2 separate regions of the Homo sapiens genome follow, and region 2 is linked to region 1. A link is a loop called in an ENCODE intact Hi-C map of the cell type or tissue named here. Cell type or tissue: A673. All regions are shown on one strand. Each heading gives the region's core, and the rest is flanking DNA. Links, peaks and the distances in the headings are about the cores only.

The links. Peaks named below come from ENCODE experiments on the same cell type or tissue, not always from the same donor. Only the 100,000 strongest peaks of a DNase experiment are listed, where the experiment ranks them.
Region 2: a loop joins it to region 1, with 4 times the contacts of the local background. A loop is called at or near these places in 6 of 110 quality-filtered maps.

The regions. Positions count from the first base shown.
Region 1 is chr13:102,552,675-102,560,983 of GRCh38, forward strand. No RefSeq gene overlaps it. Among named protein-coding and RNA genes, the nearest start is that of TPP2, 40 kb to the right of the region's middle. In A673, for the core only: a CTCF peak has its summit at 3,479 (motif pointing left); a DNase peak (open chromatin) is centred at 3,467; H3K4me3 peaks cover 790 bases.
Region 2 is chr13:102,454,275-102,462,583 of GRCh38, forward strand. No RefSeq gene overlaps it. Among named protein-coding and RNA genes, the nearest start is that of FGF14-AS2, 64 kb to the left of the region's middle. In A673, for the core only: a CTCF peak has its summit at 3,261 (motif pointing left); a DNase peak (open chromatin) is centred at 3,237; H3K27ac peaks cover 329 bases.

The sequences.
Region 1 (8,309 bases), core at 152-8,151:
CAACAAGCTCTGTCCTGAACTTCTGTCCTGACTGGTCCAGAAACCAGCTATCCTGGTGCTTCCCAGACCTCTGTAACTGAGATGGAAAGGGAGAGAAGCCGGTGGGAGTGGAAGAAGTCAAGCCTGTGCACATGCCCTCTTTCCTGGAAAGCTTCTGTTTCCCTCTAGGGTCTCGGTCTAGCAGATCATATAGGGCCCTGTTGTAATTTTAATCAGTTAGGTCTTTTCTCATAATGAGATGGGAGCCACCAGAGGGGTCTGAGGTGAGAAGTGATATGATCCAACTTATGTTCTAGCCTCAGATTGGAGAAGTAGTATGGAAGGAGCCTGCTGAGTGAGGAGAAACCTCTCCCATGAGGATTCTGCCCTGGTCTCTCATCTGGGCTTAAGCCCACTGCCCGTCTTCTCTCTGCTGGACCATTGCAACGACTAAGTCCAGGCCACAAGTTTCTTCCCACTCAGGTGAGTTTCTTCCAAAGACAGTGAGCCACTGTCTTTGTCTTGCACACAGACCGAACTCTATTCTGCCCCACTGTCATGCTAACAAACTCTTATTAGCTCCATGTTTCCTACATCATCAAATCCTGACCCTCTTCTTTGTCATAGAAGATTGTTCCGGGCTGGGCATGGTGGCTCACGCCTGTAATCCCAGCACTTTGGGAGGCCGAGGTGGACAGATTACTTGAGCTCAGGAGTTTGAGACCAGCAGGTAACATGGTGAAACCCTGTCTCTACTAAAATTACAAAAATTAGCCAGGCATGGTGGCACGTATCTATAGTCCCAGCTACTTGGGAGGCTGAGGCATGAGAATCGCCTGAGCACGGGAGGCAGTCAGCCAAGATTGTGCCACTGCACTCCAGCCTGGGCAACAGAGGGAGACCACGAGACCCTGTCTCTGTCTCAAAAAAAAAAAAAAAAAAAAGACTGTTAAGACTGCTGCCGATCATTGCCCACCTCTCTCTGTGAGCCTTTTTCAGTGTCTGAGTGCACCAGTCTTGATTCTTGTGGCTGAAGATACCATTCCTTCTGCCTAGAGGGCCTTTCTCCCCTTCTCCCTCATCACTTCCCCAGGCTCTTTTGATCCATTGTTTGTGTTCCCCTAGAACTGTGTTCATTCTTGTATCTCTATGCTGTATTTCACATAGTGTTTTGGGATCTGCCCAATTAGATGTACTCCTCCTCCTTTGACTACATATTGCTATATTTTAGGCCTTGGATCTCAATAAGATGGAAATGTCAGAACACCAAAAGAAAGAAACTAGTCATAGTTTCCTTAGACCCTTTTATTCCTTATTAAATATTGAGCTTTGCTCCAGGCCTTCTGTTTACAGGCGGAAAACATCAATTGTTTGAACATCCTGGAGGTACTGCCTGCTCACTTTTGTTGAAGGTAGGGAGAAACATCCTTCCTACTGAGCTTAGAGTTCAGCTTCTGCAGGGAATCTATTGCACATCCACTTGGTACCTAAATGGAAGGAAGTCAGGTTTCTTTTTATTCTGTTTAAAGACTATGAGCCTAGAAATTATAGCTTCTTGGTCAAAGCCAGTCACAAAGCCCCCCATTCATCCCTGGAAGGCAAAGCCTCAAAATTGTTATTGGCCTCTCACTAAATAGGTTGATAGTGTAAGTCTAGGCAGAAGGATACCTGTACAAAAATATGGAATTTGCATGTCATTCAACCTTCCTTAGTGCAAACACAGATTTCTTTACCAGAAGGGGTGCAATGACCTTTTGGCATACATCATTCATACATGTTTCTTTAGGTTTTCAGTTATCACATAGAAAGGTGATTGCATCTCATACGTTGTTGATGGGAATACAACATGACACAATCTCTATGGGGGAAATTTTGCAATGTTTCCAAAATTAAAAATGTACTTTCACTTTAACCAAGAAATCCCATAGCTAGTAATTTATTCTACAAATATCCTTGCACATGTGCAAAATAACATGTTACAAGATTACTCATTACTGCATAGCTTGTGATGATAAAAATTTGATAGCAACAAAAATGTTCCTCATTAGAGGATTGTTTAAACCAGGGATTTTCAACCAGGAGTGATTTATTTTTGGTTGTCACAACTGGAGAGAGGGAAACTTACGGCATCTAGTGGGTAAAGGCCAGGGATCCTGCTAAGCATCCTATATTGCACAGGACAACCTCCACGACAAAAATTATCTAGCCTTAATTCTCACTAGAACTGAGGGTGAGAAATCTTGGGTTAAACAATCATTCACACAATGGAATATTACGCAGCCATTAAAAACAGAATAGGAATACTTTCTGTGTACAGATATTAAAAGATCTTTGTAATACATTAAGTGAAAAAAAAAAGGTCAGGGATGGTTTACCTGTTAACTTTTGAGAAAGAAAGAAAGAGAGAAAGAAAGAAAAGAAAGAAAGAAAGAGAAAGAAGAAAGAAAGAGAGAGAGAGAGAAAGAAAAAGAAGGAAGGAAGGAAGGAAAAAGAAAGAAAGCAAGCAAGAAAGGAAAATGTGTGTGTGTGTGTGCGCACGCACACGTGAGCGTACACTCTGTCTGCAAAAAGAAACCCTAAAATGATACACGGGGAATTAGTGAAGATGATACCAAATGGGGATTGATTGGACTGGGAGTGCGGGCTGGATGGAGACATAAGTAGAAGCTATCATTCTAATTTGGAATCACGTGTCCTTATTACTGATTCAAATCAATGCATAAAGATTTAGGGCACAAAAATAAATAAGACATGTGAGGTCTTTGAGAATAAAGGGATTATATCTTATTTATCTTCGCGTCCCAATTATCTGGCATTATGCTTGCCCTGAAAGAGACACTTAAATATTCATTAAAAGAATTGAGGCAGGGCACAGTGGCTCACGCCTGTAATCCCAGCATTTTGGGAAGTTGAGGCGGGAAGACTGCTTGGGGCCAGGAGTACGAGACCAGCCTGGGCAACGTAACAAGACCCTGTTTCTAAAACTAACAAACAAACAAACAAACAAGAACTAAATTCAAGCCAGTAGCTTTCACATTACTAATTACCTATGCATTCATGAGCATTGGGCTAGTTAAAAAACAAATGAAAAAATAACTTATTCCCTTTGGCCTCATGGAGGTTACAGTCTGGTATAGAAATAAACACATAAGACAGTTAACAATCCAATTATTTGGGTGATTTCATGAAAAAACTGAATTTTACTCTATAGATTTTCAGAAAAATGAAAATGAGCTAAATTAAGCTGTGAGCCAATTTATCAACTGCTCCTTTCATTGAACATGCAAATTCGTTCTTTGTTAATTTACGAAGACATCTGACTTTGATTCACAGGTTTACTATTTCAGTTAGTGGATTGAAGCATAGAATTAAAACAGTGACATCACAACAAACTCCACTAGACAAGACAAAACAAATTAGCTGCCGCTGATTCACTTGAAGTTTAACATCATCTGTCCAGGAAAATGTCACTCAGAACTGAGAGATTGCTGCCCCCAAGAGGCTAATCAAAAAACTCCAAAATAAAAAGGATGAGGTTCAAGAGCTAGGAGACGGCAATTGAGAAGAGAAGACGTGGGCTGGAGCTTTTTTTAGAAGAAAGTGAGACTTGAGCCCCAAATTCTAGAAGAAAAAGAGGAGAAGATTGGAGCTCCTAAGAGTAGAGATGAATTTGTAGCAAGGGAAAGATAAGAGAGTGAGCATCCAATAAACATCAACGGCAGCTGCTTTAGGGAGACTTCTTAGAAGTTTTTACTTTTTTCCTATTTCTGCCCTGTATTTCCCCATAACTGCTTATGGTTAAAAATCACTAAACATGCTTAAAGAGTTCCATGCCTATATCAATTATTTGGGAAAAGCTGTAGATTTTAAAAGAGTAGATTTTATTCTACTCAGCAGTAGGCCAGAGGAAAGAACCCCCCGTCGGAATCAACTATTAATTGCAGTGGAAATGAAAGCCTGCAAACAAAATCACTGCTCCTCAAAACTCTCCGTGAAGTAGCAGGCAGAAGGAAGAGACTCTGGAGCCCAGGGTCTAATCCAGCCAAAGATGGTGAAGTGCCCCTCCAAAGCAGTTTGCTCCCCAAACCCTTGGGATCTCTTTCAAGACCTTAAGCCCCTACCTCATCAGAGATCCTACCAAGAAATCCTGCCAAGAAGAACTCACTTGGTTTCCAGAGATCGGGAGCTTAAGTTCCCAAACTCTGCTGCCCCAACTGGGGAGAATATTTTCAACATAAGTTAAGTTGGAATTCATATGTGGACATTTATCTATGGCTGCATATGTTGTTGTACAGGTAGGTTAAATAAACATATGGGAGGTTTGGTTTCTCTGTTCAGATTTCAAATTGCTGACTTGCAGAAATTTCTGAGGAAGCAGAATAGCCTGGTAGAAAGGCTTGCGACTTTGACGTCAAAGAGACAGTAAATTTCAATTATGATTCTGCCCTATATTTGCTGTCAGTTAACTTATCTGAATGTCAGCTTCCTTATTTATAAAATACAGATATATTTTATACAGATACAGTATAAAATGTAGATCTATATTTATAATATATAATATATATTTATATATCTATAGATACCATGTATATATGTAATATAAATATATTTATGTATTTATAGATATATATTTTATATTATATATGTATTATACATATATAATGTATGTAATATACATATATTATCTATAGATATATATTTTATATATGTAATATAAATATATATAATATATGTAATGTAAATATATTTTTATATATCTATAGAGATATATTTTATATATGTAATATAGATATATATGTATATATCATATATAATATAAATATATAGATACATATTTATATAATATATAATATTAATATAAATATAGGTATATATTATATATAATATATAATCTATAGTTATATTATAGAATATATATCTATAGTTATATATTTATAGAATATATAACTATAGATATATATTCTATAAATATATATCTATAGATTTATATTATATATAATATAAATCTATAGTTATATTATAGAATATATATCTATAGTTATATATTTATAGAATATATATCTATAGTTATATATTTAATATAATATATAACTATAGATATATATTTATATAATATATAATACAAATATATAGATATATATTTATATATAATACATAATATAAATATATAGATATATCTTTATATAATACATAATATAAATATATAGGTATATATTTATATATGTAAAGTCCAGATTATAGATATATCTATAATATACAGAAATATATATTTATATATCTGGAGCTATATCCTATATAGAGAGATATATTATATCATATATATTTTTATATAGATATATATATAAATAGGGATATATAAATAAATACAGATAGCTATATTGCTATAGCTAAAGGATTTACAAATGACATATATTAAGCATACATAAATACTATGTGCTTTATAAATGGTAGCTATTATTACCCAGTCATGACTAACCTGTACTATGTTATACAAAGCAGAAGCAAGTTTGATTGATGTGCCAAAATGCATAGTTCAGACACTGAAAAACGACAGGCCATTAGGAAGGAGGGGATTGATGTCGGCAGGAAATATGAGTAGACTTTACAAATAAGTGAGATGAAACCTGATCAAAAACCTGACAGTTCATTTGGAAAAAATGTCATTACCACCTTGAAATATTTGCAGAGATAGAAGATATAAAATTTACAATGTGCATTCAAGCTTGATTAAATATTAGACCATTATGAGAGATTTGTTATCCATATCAAGAAAATCACTTGAGTCATGAGATTATACCTCCTAAATATAGCTTTGATGGCGACAGATATATATAATTCTGAAAATAGGATCCTGTTTTTAAAGAGGCATACTATTACGGATAAGAGTTTATCCCAATAAAACACCATATGTTAGAGGCCTTCCTGAAGCTGCAGTAACAAATTATCAGAAACTTGGTGGCTTAAAATAACACAATTATTCTCTCATAGTTCTGGCGGCCAGGAGTCTAAAACCAAGGTGTCTGCAGGGCCACATTCATTCCAAAGGCTCTAGATAAAAACCTTTCCTTACCTCTTCCAGCTCCTAGTGGTTGCCGGCATTCCTTGGTGTCCTTGGCCTGTAGCTGCAGAACTCTAGTCTTAAAAATATTTACAAGAGTATAAAACAATGCTACTCTTCTCACACATTTTGTGTTTGAAAATATAGTTTTTTTAAATTAAAATTTCATTTCATGTTAAGCATATAAATAAAAATTTTAAATTTGTGTTTTAATTTTAATACAGTAAATGTCAACAGAAAAAAACACACAAACACAAATACTCTTTGAGATTCTCTATGCTTTTTAAGAGTTAAAATAATCCTGAGACCAGAAGGTCTGAGAACTAACAAGTTAAGAGAATTTGATTTATTGATTTTTCATGTCTGATTTATTAAAGACATAGAGGTTTCCTAAGAACCTCAGAAAATCTTCCTTGTTAGATTTGTCATTCTGTCTTTTGAAGAGTTTGAGAGAACTGTATTTTTTCCTGTTTAACTTAAAATATCCTAGGGAATGTCTGAAGTATATAAGTTGTGTTGATTATCTAAGGTAAATCAATTTGTATTTACAAATTAATTCAATATTCATTAAAGAATCAGTGATAACTTTGTTCGTATTTTTGTATAGCATTTACTAGTTTGATTTTATAAATTTAATAAGATTTTTTGCAAATGAGATTGCTTTCTTGATTTCTTGCTAGTTTATTGTTGGTGTATAGAAACACTACTAATTTTTGTATGTTGATTTTGTATCTTGCAGCTTTACTGAATTTATCAGTTCTAAGAGTTTAAATAATTTAAATAGTAAAGGCTATATTTTTTAAAAGTTTAAAATTAAACTTTTAACAAGTTACATGTTATTTACAACACAAGTAAGTATAACAATCCTTTCTATGCACAATAGAAATTTAGATATTAAAATATATTTCTAAAACCCATTAACAGGTGTTAGGAACATAGATAACTAAGAAAAGTGGGCACAGGACAGGCACATTTTGATAAAGGCCAAGAGATATGAGAAGTGTCTCCAGGAAGAACCCAATAAGTAGCATACTTGGGGGTGGGGTTGTCAAGGAGGGGTTGTCACAAGGCCCCTGGTAAGTGCAGGGAAATTCTAGAGAGGAAGAAAGCCCAATAGAGGCCGTAGACATTGAGGATAATCTTTATCAACCTCTTAGGTATTAATCCCTTGTCAGATAAATAGTTTGCAAATATTTTCTCCCATTCTGTAGGTTGCATCTTCACTCTGTTGACACAGGAAGGGGAACATCACACACCAGGGCCTGTTGGGGAGTGGGGTGCTGGGGGAGGGATAGCATTAGAAATACCTAATGTAAATGATGAGTCAATGGGTGCAGCAAACCAACATGGCACATGTATACCTATGTAACAAACCTGCATGCTGTGCACATGTACCCTAGAACTTAAAGTAAAAAAAAAAAAAAAAAATGGTCCCCTGGCTGGGGTAAGATGGTATATTATTGAGGTTTTAATTTTTCATATCCCTGATTATTAGAGATGTTGAGCATTTTCTCATATATTTGTTGGTTATTTGTATATCTGCTTTTGAGAAATGTCTGCTCATGTCACTTGCCCACTTTTTAGTGGAATTATTTATTTTTCTATTGTTGATTTATTTGAGTTCCTTGTAGATTCTGGATATTAGTCCTTTGTCAGATGCATAGTTTGCAAATGTTTTCTCCTATTTTGTAAGTTGTCTGTTTAATCTGTTAATAGTTTCTTTTGCTGTGCAGAAGTATTTTAGTCTAATTAGTTTCCATTTATGGATTTATTTATTTTGTCACATTTGCTTTTGACCTTAGTCATAAATCCTTTGCCTAGGCCAATATCCAGAAGAGTTTTTCCTAGGTTTTCTTCTAGAATTTTTATGGCTTCGGGTGTTAAAGTCTCTAATCTAGCTTGAGTTAATTTTTGTATATGATGAGAGATAAGGATCCAGTTTCATCATTCTACATGTGGCTATCCAATTTTCTCAGCACCGTTTATTGAATATGATGTCCTTTCCCCAGCATATGTTTTGGTCTGCTTTGTCAAAGATCAGTTGGTTGTATGCATTTGGCTTCATTTCTGGGTTCTCTATTCTTTTCCATTGGCCTATGTGTCTACTTTTATACCAGTAGCATACTGTTTTGATTATGATAGCCTTATAGTATAATTTGAAGTCAGATAATGTGATGCCTTCAGATTTGTTCTTTTTGCTTATATTTGCTTTGGCTAATCAGACTCTTTTTTGGTTCCATATGAATTTTAGAATTGTTTTTTCTAATTCTGT
Region 2 (8,309 bases), core at 91-8,090, 98 kb before region 1:
TTTTAGACTGCAGAAACAGACTACAGAGCTATTCCACTGGATGCACCCTTCTTCATACAAGGGAAGAATGACCACAAAGTCTCTGCAGAGATCATCAGGGCTGCCTCTTCCTATTTCAAAGGGTGGGAGTTGGGGGAATCTCCTCAGTTTCTATTTCAACAGGTCAGACTGTGGCCACCTGGAGCCTTGAGGGAGGGGCCACTGGAAGTCTTGGAGCACAACCCTCACCTTGCCCCCTGGCAGAGCTGAGGAGGCAGGATAGCAGCTCCAGTGGGTCCTGTGGGTTGGGAAGGCAGAGCATCAAACCACAAGAGTATTCTCCATCTAAAGGTGCAGTGGGGGCCTGTCAAAGTGGCTCACGCCTGTAATCCCAGCACTTTGGGAGGCTGAGGCAGGTGGATCACCTGATGTCAGGAGTTCGAGGCCAGCCTGACCAACATGGTGAAACCCTATCTATACTAAAATTACAAAAAATTAGCTGGGCGTGGTGGCGGGTGCCTGTAATCCCAGCTACTTGGGAGGCTGAGGCAGGAGAATTGCTTGAACCCGGGAGGAGGAGGTTGCGGTGAGCCAAGATCGCACCACTGCACTCCAGCCCAGGTGACAGTGTGAGACTCCATCTCAAAAAAAAAAAAAAAAAAAAAAAAAAAAAAAGCAGTGGATTTTGCCTTGCTAGGTTTTTGACTTGCTTGGGACCCATCACCATCTACTTCACTATTTATCTCTTTTTGAATGGAAATGTCTAACCCTATGCCTTCTCCACAATTATATTTTGGAAACACAAAACATATCCAGGTTCACGGTTTCACAGCTGGAGACGAATTTTGCTTCAGGATGAATTGTACCTCAAGTCTCACCTATATCTGATTTCAATGATATTTAGGTGAGACTTTGGATTTCAGACTTTAGAGTTAATGCTGGAACAAGTTCAGACTTTGGGGTTGTTGGGATGGAATGAATGTACTCTGCATGCAAGAATGACATGAATTAGAGTGGGGAGCCAGGGGCCTAATGTTATGCACTGAATGTTTTTCAAAATGTATGTGTTCAAAATAATGTTTTTTAAATTTATATGTTGAAGTCCTAATCCCCAATGTGATAGTATATGAAGGTAAGTCCTTTGGGAGGTAATTGGGCTTAGATAGGATCATGAGGGTGAAGCCTCATGATGGTGTTAGTGTCCATGTAAGAGGAAGAGGCTGGAGCTTGCTCTCGCTCCACCATGTGAGGATACAGCAAGAAAGCAACCATCAGCAAGCCAGGAAGGGAGACCTCGCCAGGGACCAAATCTGCCAGCAACTTCATCTCAGACTTCTCAAACTCCAGAACTTGTGAGAAATAAATGTCTGCTGTTTCAGAGACCCAGTCAATCGTTTGTTATAGCAACTTGAGCTGGCTGAGACAAAGAGGATTTGGCCAGTCACAGAGCAGGAATTCTAGAAGGCACGGTGACGGGGTTTGAGGTGACAGGGAAGGTTGTGGGATTGGGACATATTAGGGATTTACAGAGAGGAACATAAATGGAAGTTCAAGTGGTAGCAAACGTTCTCAGAGGTTTGGACTTATGGGGATAACCAAAGCAAACTGTGAATTGAGGCATACTAGGGATGGCCATGATTATGTCTTAAAGGCAGATTAGCTTTGGGCTCTAGCATTCCATTATGCTCCCAAAATTTCTATTGTTGATATTGCTACTGGTTGCTCAGGTCATAAGCAGTTATTCTGGCAGACAACAGAGCAGGACCACTCCTGAAGGCTTTGGTCAGTGTTCTAGCTACAAACAAGGGCCTAACGCAAAGATAATTTGGCAAATGATGAAAGCTTATTAAGATGGAAGAGACTAGGGTGTATTTAAAAAGCTGATGGGAAAGAGATCAAGGCAAAGCAAAGGGTTGAAGACACAGAAGAAAGAGAAGGTGATGACGGAGAAGTCCCTGAGCCAGCTGGACAAGATGGAATCCTGAACGTCAGTGATGAGATGGGTCTCTTCTATTCTGACAAGAGGTAGGTAAAATTGATCAGTATAGTAGAGGCTTGAATCTGGACAGGTGGTTGTATGCATGAGGGGTAATTCTATAGACTATTACTCAACACTGGGGTGCAATTTCACATTGCTTTAATGTCTCCACATTAAATTTCATCTGGCTTGGCATCCAAATGGCAGATTGACACAAAGTCCATTTTTAAACTCTTGGGGATTCTCCCACTTCCCATTAGATATTCAAAGAAAAGGAATATCTTCCATGTCCCAGAGGTGGCTTCCTCCAAATGTGCACTCCTAAGAGGAGAAATGTCTTGATGTCGCTGAGCTCCCGCAGGTGCTAGTGGCCCTTCTTTCTCTGATTTTGCAACCTGCCCTCCCAATCACAACAAAATAGGGCTGTCACCAGCTGCAGGCTCAGACCAGTCAGGTTCTTTGATGGCTCGTGTCTCCACCTCCTCTTCTACATGGTACCTGCATCCGGCACCCCAGCCACAGCACTAGGCACAGTGCTAGGGATTCCTGTGCCAAAACATGCATGTCACCTGCCCATAACGAAATCCACACCCACCTTGCCCTTTCTCCTGGAATTTGGGGATAATCACAGAGTTCACTGCTTTTTGTTTCATTCCCTGAAACACCAACTTTTTCTCTCTAAAATTACACGTTTGCCCAAGACAAAACCTTGGACTTTTGAGACATAAAGAAATTTTTTTCTCTTCTCTAAGAGACAGTAAGACTTAGATCCTAAAAACATAAGGGCTTTTATCCTCTGTCTGAGAAGGGGTGGAAGGGAAAAATCTCCATCATTCCACATGGATGAGTAAACCAGCTCTCCACATACCCAACAGCAAAAAAGAACGTTTTTTGGCTGAAGGAGGAAAGAAACTGATAGCACTATCTTTAGCAGGTCACCCCCACTACTTGTCTTAATTCAAGTAGCCACATTACCAATGGGTGGCGTTGAACCTAGATCACTGGTATGTGATCTAGCCAAGAGGCTGTGGGCTAAGTTTGCACACCTGAGACAGGCAGCTCACATACCTGTGTGTCTTGTATATATGTGTAATGAATGATGGCGACTCTGCCCCATGGAAAGAAGTATCTGAGCCAGAGGCAGCCAGGGATTGTATCCGATTTCCAGGTCACCATGTCGTTTAGAGAGGGGACATGGAGGTAGGGAGGCTCATGCCCAACTCTGGGGACAAAGGAGAGAGTACTGGGGCAGCTGGTCTGCCTGTGCTTCAACAGTGACACCATGTGGCAGCAATGGCTACAGGGACTGCAGACAACCTTTAAACTTCCGGTTTCCTCTGTGCGAGGTGATTGACACGTCATCTAGGATAGCCTGAGATTCTTGACCTGTCATGTGGAGTGTGTGTGTGTGTGTGTGTGTGTGTGTGTGTGGTGTGCGCGCATGTATGTGTGCTTCAGGTGTGAAAATTGATAGAAGTAAAATTCCAGGGGTAAGAAAACAAAAAGATCTTCAAAGATTGTAAGAGGAGGGCCCGATTCCTTTGATTTGGAGAATAATAGAGATTTAACTGTTTTGTACCCCTGGTGGAACAGGGCATACTGGCTGCAGCTCTAAGACGGACCTTCCTTCACAATACCCGTTTACACTTAGTAGCCCCACTGGAGTTACAGAGGGAAATTTCCTAAGTCAGAACAGGGACATACACCACAGAGGAAAAGGTGTGGATTTTGACGTGAGGTAGACTTGGGTTTAAATCTCACTTCTTCCACTGATTAATTGTGTAACTTAGGGCATGTTCTCTTAACAATATGAGCCTCAGTTTCTATATCTACCAATGGAGGTGAGATATAGGATCAATGTCATAATTACAGTCATCAAGTGTTACCACAGTGAGAAATTTCACATCCTTTCTCCTCTTCTCATGATATGTTGAATTGTTGATTTGGCTGTCAGCATAAAAGTTTACAGCCAAGGTTACAACTGGCTTAATCCCTGAATGTTTATAACAATGACAAATTTGGAATAAATTACATGAAAGGGAAATAAATAAATATGATGAATTCATATTGAGAAATACTATGCAGGCATTAAAAATAAAGCCTTCAGCACATTTCAATGACATTAGAAAGCATTGACAGAATATTAAGTAAAAAAGGCAGCACATCAAGCCTCACATCATGTGTAATTTAACCAGGATCATATTTACATATATTCATATAGTATTCATATCCAAATATATGCCTTATATATGGAATTCAAAGGGCATTGAAATAGTTGCTTAAAGGAGATATGAAAATCTTAATAACTCCGCTGGGTGCAGTGGCTCACACCTGCTGTAATCCCAGCACTTTGGGAGGCCACAGCAGGCAGATCACCTGAGGTCAGGAGTTTGGGACTAGCCTGGCCAACATGGTGAAACGCCGTCTCTAATAAAAATACAAAAATTAGCCAGGCATGGTGATGCACCCCTGTAGTCCCAACTACTCAGGAGGCTGAGGTTGCAGAATCACTTGAACCAGGGAGGCGGAGGTTGCAGTCAAACGAGAACATGCCACTGCACTCCAGACTGGGTGACAGAACAAGACGATGTCTCAGAAAAATAAAAAAATAAAAAATCTTAGTAACTTATCTCTCTAGTTCATGGGATTCTAATTTGGGGGGAGAAACAGCTTCAGATTTTATAGTCATAAAGTAAATGACTTTTAAAAATGAAACGAAATAGAAGCACTGCTTTATGGCTTTTCTGTGTAATTTCGGCTACTGTTCTGTGAAATTGGGGCTTCATCTTCTCTTTCTTATGTTCCCACACTTTAGATAAATGTACAGAGAAAGAGGTTGGGTCTGTGAAAGAAGGAGGGAAGGCGAGGGAGGACACAGCCTTTCAACTTCTCAGCCACATTCTAGTTGTTCTTGGCCAGGTACTAGGGGATGCCACCCTGGGTCTGAAACTTGCAAAGTTCTATTTCTTCCCTTGAATTTTATTCACTGAGGACCCTGAATGATGCCAAATCTGAGAGGGCTAAGACTCATCCCCTTCCGTGGCAAGTAAGCTGTTATGTTGGTAATAGCTAAATATGAGTATTTATTAAAATAGTAGTAATAATAAAACATGATCCAACTTCCTCAGAACTTTCTTCTTCTGTCCCCAAAGTAACCCTTTTGCAGCTCTAGACGAACATACGTGCCCCTCTCTCCAAGCACCTATTTGATGTCCCCTAGAATTTTTGATGGTAAGCTGGCAGTGAGGCAAGCAGTTACTTTAGGAAAATTAATCTACTGCAGTTAATTCACTTTTTTGTTCACTGCGAACACTTCCTAAATATCTTCTTTGTGCCAGGCACGATGCTATGGAATGAGGATCCAAACATGAATAGCTGGAGTTCGCAGACTGTTGCAGACCTCTTGACCATTAGCTTGATGAATAATGTGGCGGAGGTCCATGCAGAATACTGTGGGACACCAGAGGGCAAGCAAGGCTCTGCACAGGAAATACAGAAACGTGGAGGAGAAGGCGCTTGCATGGGTATGGAAGAAGGCTCTGAAGCCTCTCCCATGTTTGGGCAACTCTGTTTTATGAGCTACGGGTCCCCAGAGCAGAAGCTGGAATCTCACTTTCCCCACCTCCATCGCAGCTACAACAGGCACGGGGCACAGGCTCCTCCAATCAGACACACCTGCTCAAGATGGCCGGTTTGGAGAATTTGGAGGAGGGTCTGACAAGGTGCACTCCAGGGAAGGGTGGCAGTGGACCCCACACTCAGCAGCCATCGTAGGGGTAGTGATCCTGAGCACTCACACTAAGCGGCAGAAGCTGGGGTCTTTATGGGACAGACGCACACCACCTCCATTATGCTCTTGTGAAATTCTCAGAAACCCCAAGAACTGTGAACTATCCCTAGATAAACTCCCTTTCTTCTTAAACCAAAAATAAAATAAAAATGCTTTCTTAATGTTATGGTAAAAACATTTGATTTTTTACTTTTTAATGCCAGATTTCAGTGTCCTCAAATAAATATTTCCACCTAGAGATTAAGAAAGAGGTAAAATGACATTATTAAACTGAAAAACTCAGTTCAGTTTACATCAAATACATATTTTAACTTCTTTAAATCAATGACTATCCAACCTTTTAAAGGGCAGAGGACTTTTTAGTTGATATTTCATGAAATCTATAAACCACATGCATTAATATGTAAACGGGTAACAGCAGATTTCCTGGTTGCTCTGGGACTGATGCAGGTGTGGCCTCCATTCTCCATTTCAAGGCGACTCTGCGGCTCTGCGCAATACAGTTAAACATCGCTTCATTAACTGAATGGTTCACAATATTCTCACCACCCAGGGTTCTTTATTATTCTTTCCCAAAGTTTCTAATACTTCCCCCTATGCCATCAAAAGTGAATTAACTGATCTAGACTTTCTACATATAATTTCCTTTAATCTTCTCAAAATTCTTATTAGATTGATACCAATGTATCCATTTGTAGATTTTTTTTGTTCACTTGCAAACACTGCTGTCTTTGGGCTTTACTCGAGACATGAGCGTCTTGAAGCTGTTGTCAAGGACGCAAAAGCAGCCTGAGCAGGTGTTGGTCTAGGTCCTCAAACGGTTGCCTGTTCTGGTCCGTTGGACAGGGGTGGAACCAATGCATTCTTGGTCCCTTCTGGAAGGTCTTGGATAAAACCGGATCTACAGCTCGGGTGGATATAATTGGCAGGCAGCTCATCTCCGCCAAATAACCAAGGCAGAAGGACCCACAGATGCCGCAACGCCTGAGTCACACTGGCCTGCTGCACCCTCCAATTCCTAACAATACTTAAAACATTTGGCATTCTTGCAGGCAGCCTGTCCAACAGATATAATCCAAGCAACTAAGTTATCTGAAATTATCTTGTAGCCACATCAACAAAAATAAAAAGAAACAGGTGAAAGTAATTTTAATATGTTTTATTTAACCCCATATAGCCAATATATTTTCAACATGTAATCGATATAAAAATATGATTAATGTTATATTTTGTATCTTTTTAAATACTACTTCTTGGAAGCCTGGAGGGTATGTCACACTCACAATACATCTCTCAGTCAGTGACACTTCAAAGACTCAAGAGACACCTGTGGCTGGTGACTACTGAATTGGATGGTACAATCAGGGGTTCTGATTCACTTGCCTTTGAATTGTTATTTATTTATAATACCTCATGAAATGATAGTAAGACAGAAATGAAGACAGACTGTATTACTCAAAACATTTGCCTTTTACCATAACAGGATAAACAACGCTTCCAAACTGGCCCATGTTTGAGTCAGTGCATAGGAATGCCTATAGCTGTATGATTTTCATATTTTTCCATAAAAACACACAGAAAATACAGTTTTCTTAATATAAAATGATAGAATGCTTCTAATGCTAACTAATTTTTCTTTTTAGCAAGTATTCAAGTGTATGATAGAACACATTGATTTATTTAATTTTATGTAAGTTCTCTCAATTGTCAGTCTTTAATATTCTGTCTAGCCTTGAAGGCATCACAGTAAATGCAACTGTACTTCAAAAAATTGAGAAATCAATAAATATGTTCTGCAAGGTGCTACTGTCAGATTCAATTAATGAATCATTGTCCTGGAACTTATAAAGTTTATTTCCAGGTTTTATAGGAAGTCAGTGTAAAAAAATTAAAAACTTATCCATTTTATTATTTTCCTAAATTAGAAATCCACCTCTAAGCTTCATCCAAGGGCTCACTTCTGCATGAAGCCATCCTTATGCAGGCTCTGAAGTATTGTAGAAATTATCCTTTTTTTATTTTTATTTGACCCCACTTGTCATTTTAGAATCTGTAGTTCTACTTCCACAGTCTCCCCAACTATTTCTACAAATTACAATGGGGTGTCTCACATGCATTTCTGAACAACAACTCTCCTTTAACCTGTTCAACATATTTCTTTTTTTCTTGTATTCAGATAGAAGATAAAAATGTCTTACAGCTATTTTCATGATGTCTGCAAAGCACTAGCTAGGTATGCTACCACTGTGCCAGGTGCCCCCTTCTACTGTTGCTGTTACTTTCAACTGACTCTTTCCCAAGATGAGACACTGTACCAAAGCCACATTGCACTGATGACACCTCTATTGCAATGGGAAAAAATTATTCCTTTTTTTGCCATATGTCCCCCTCCTTCCTACCAAAAGACACATGGTATATTTTTAAAAACTACTATTTTTTTAATTGCCATCCTCTTCCCATTCTAAGAGTGAACATTTGGTGGGAACATTTTTGAAGTGTGGGGTAAATGGGAAATACCTTAATGGGCATTTTTAATTATACAAAGTGGTGTCCAGAGCCTGG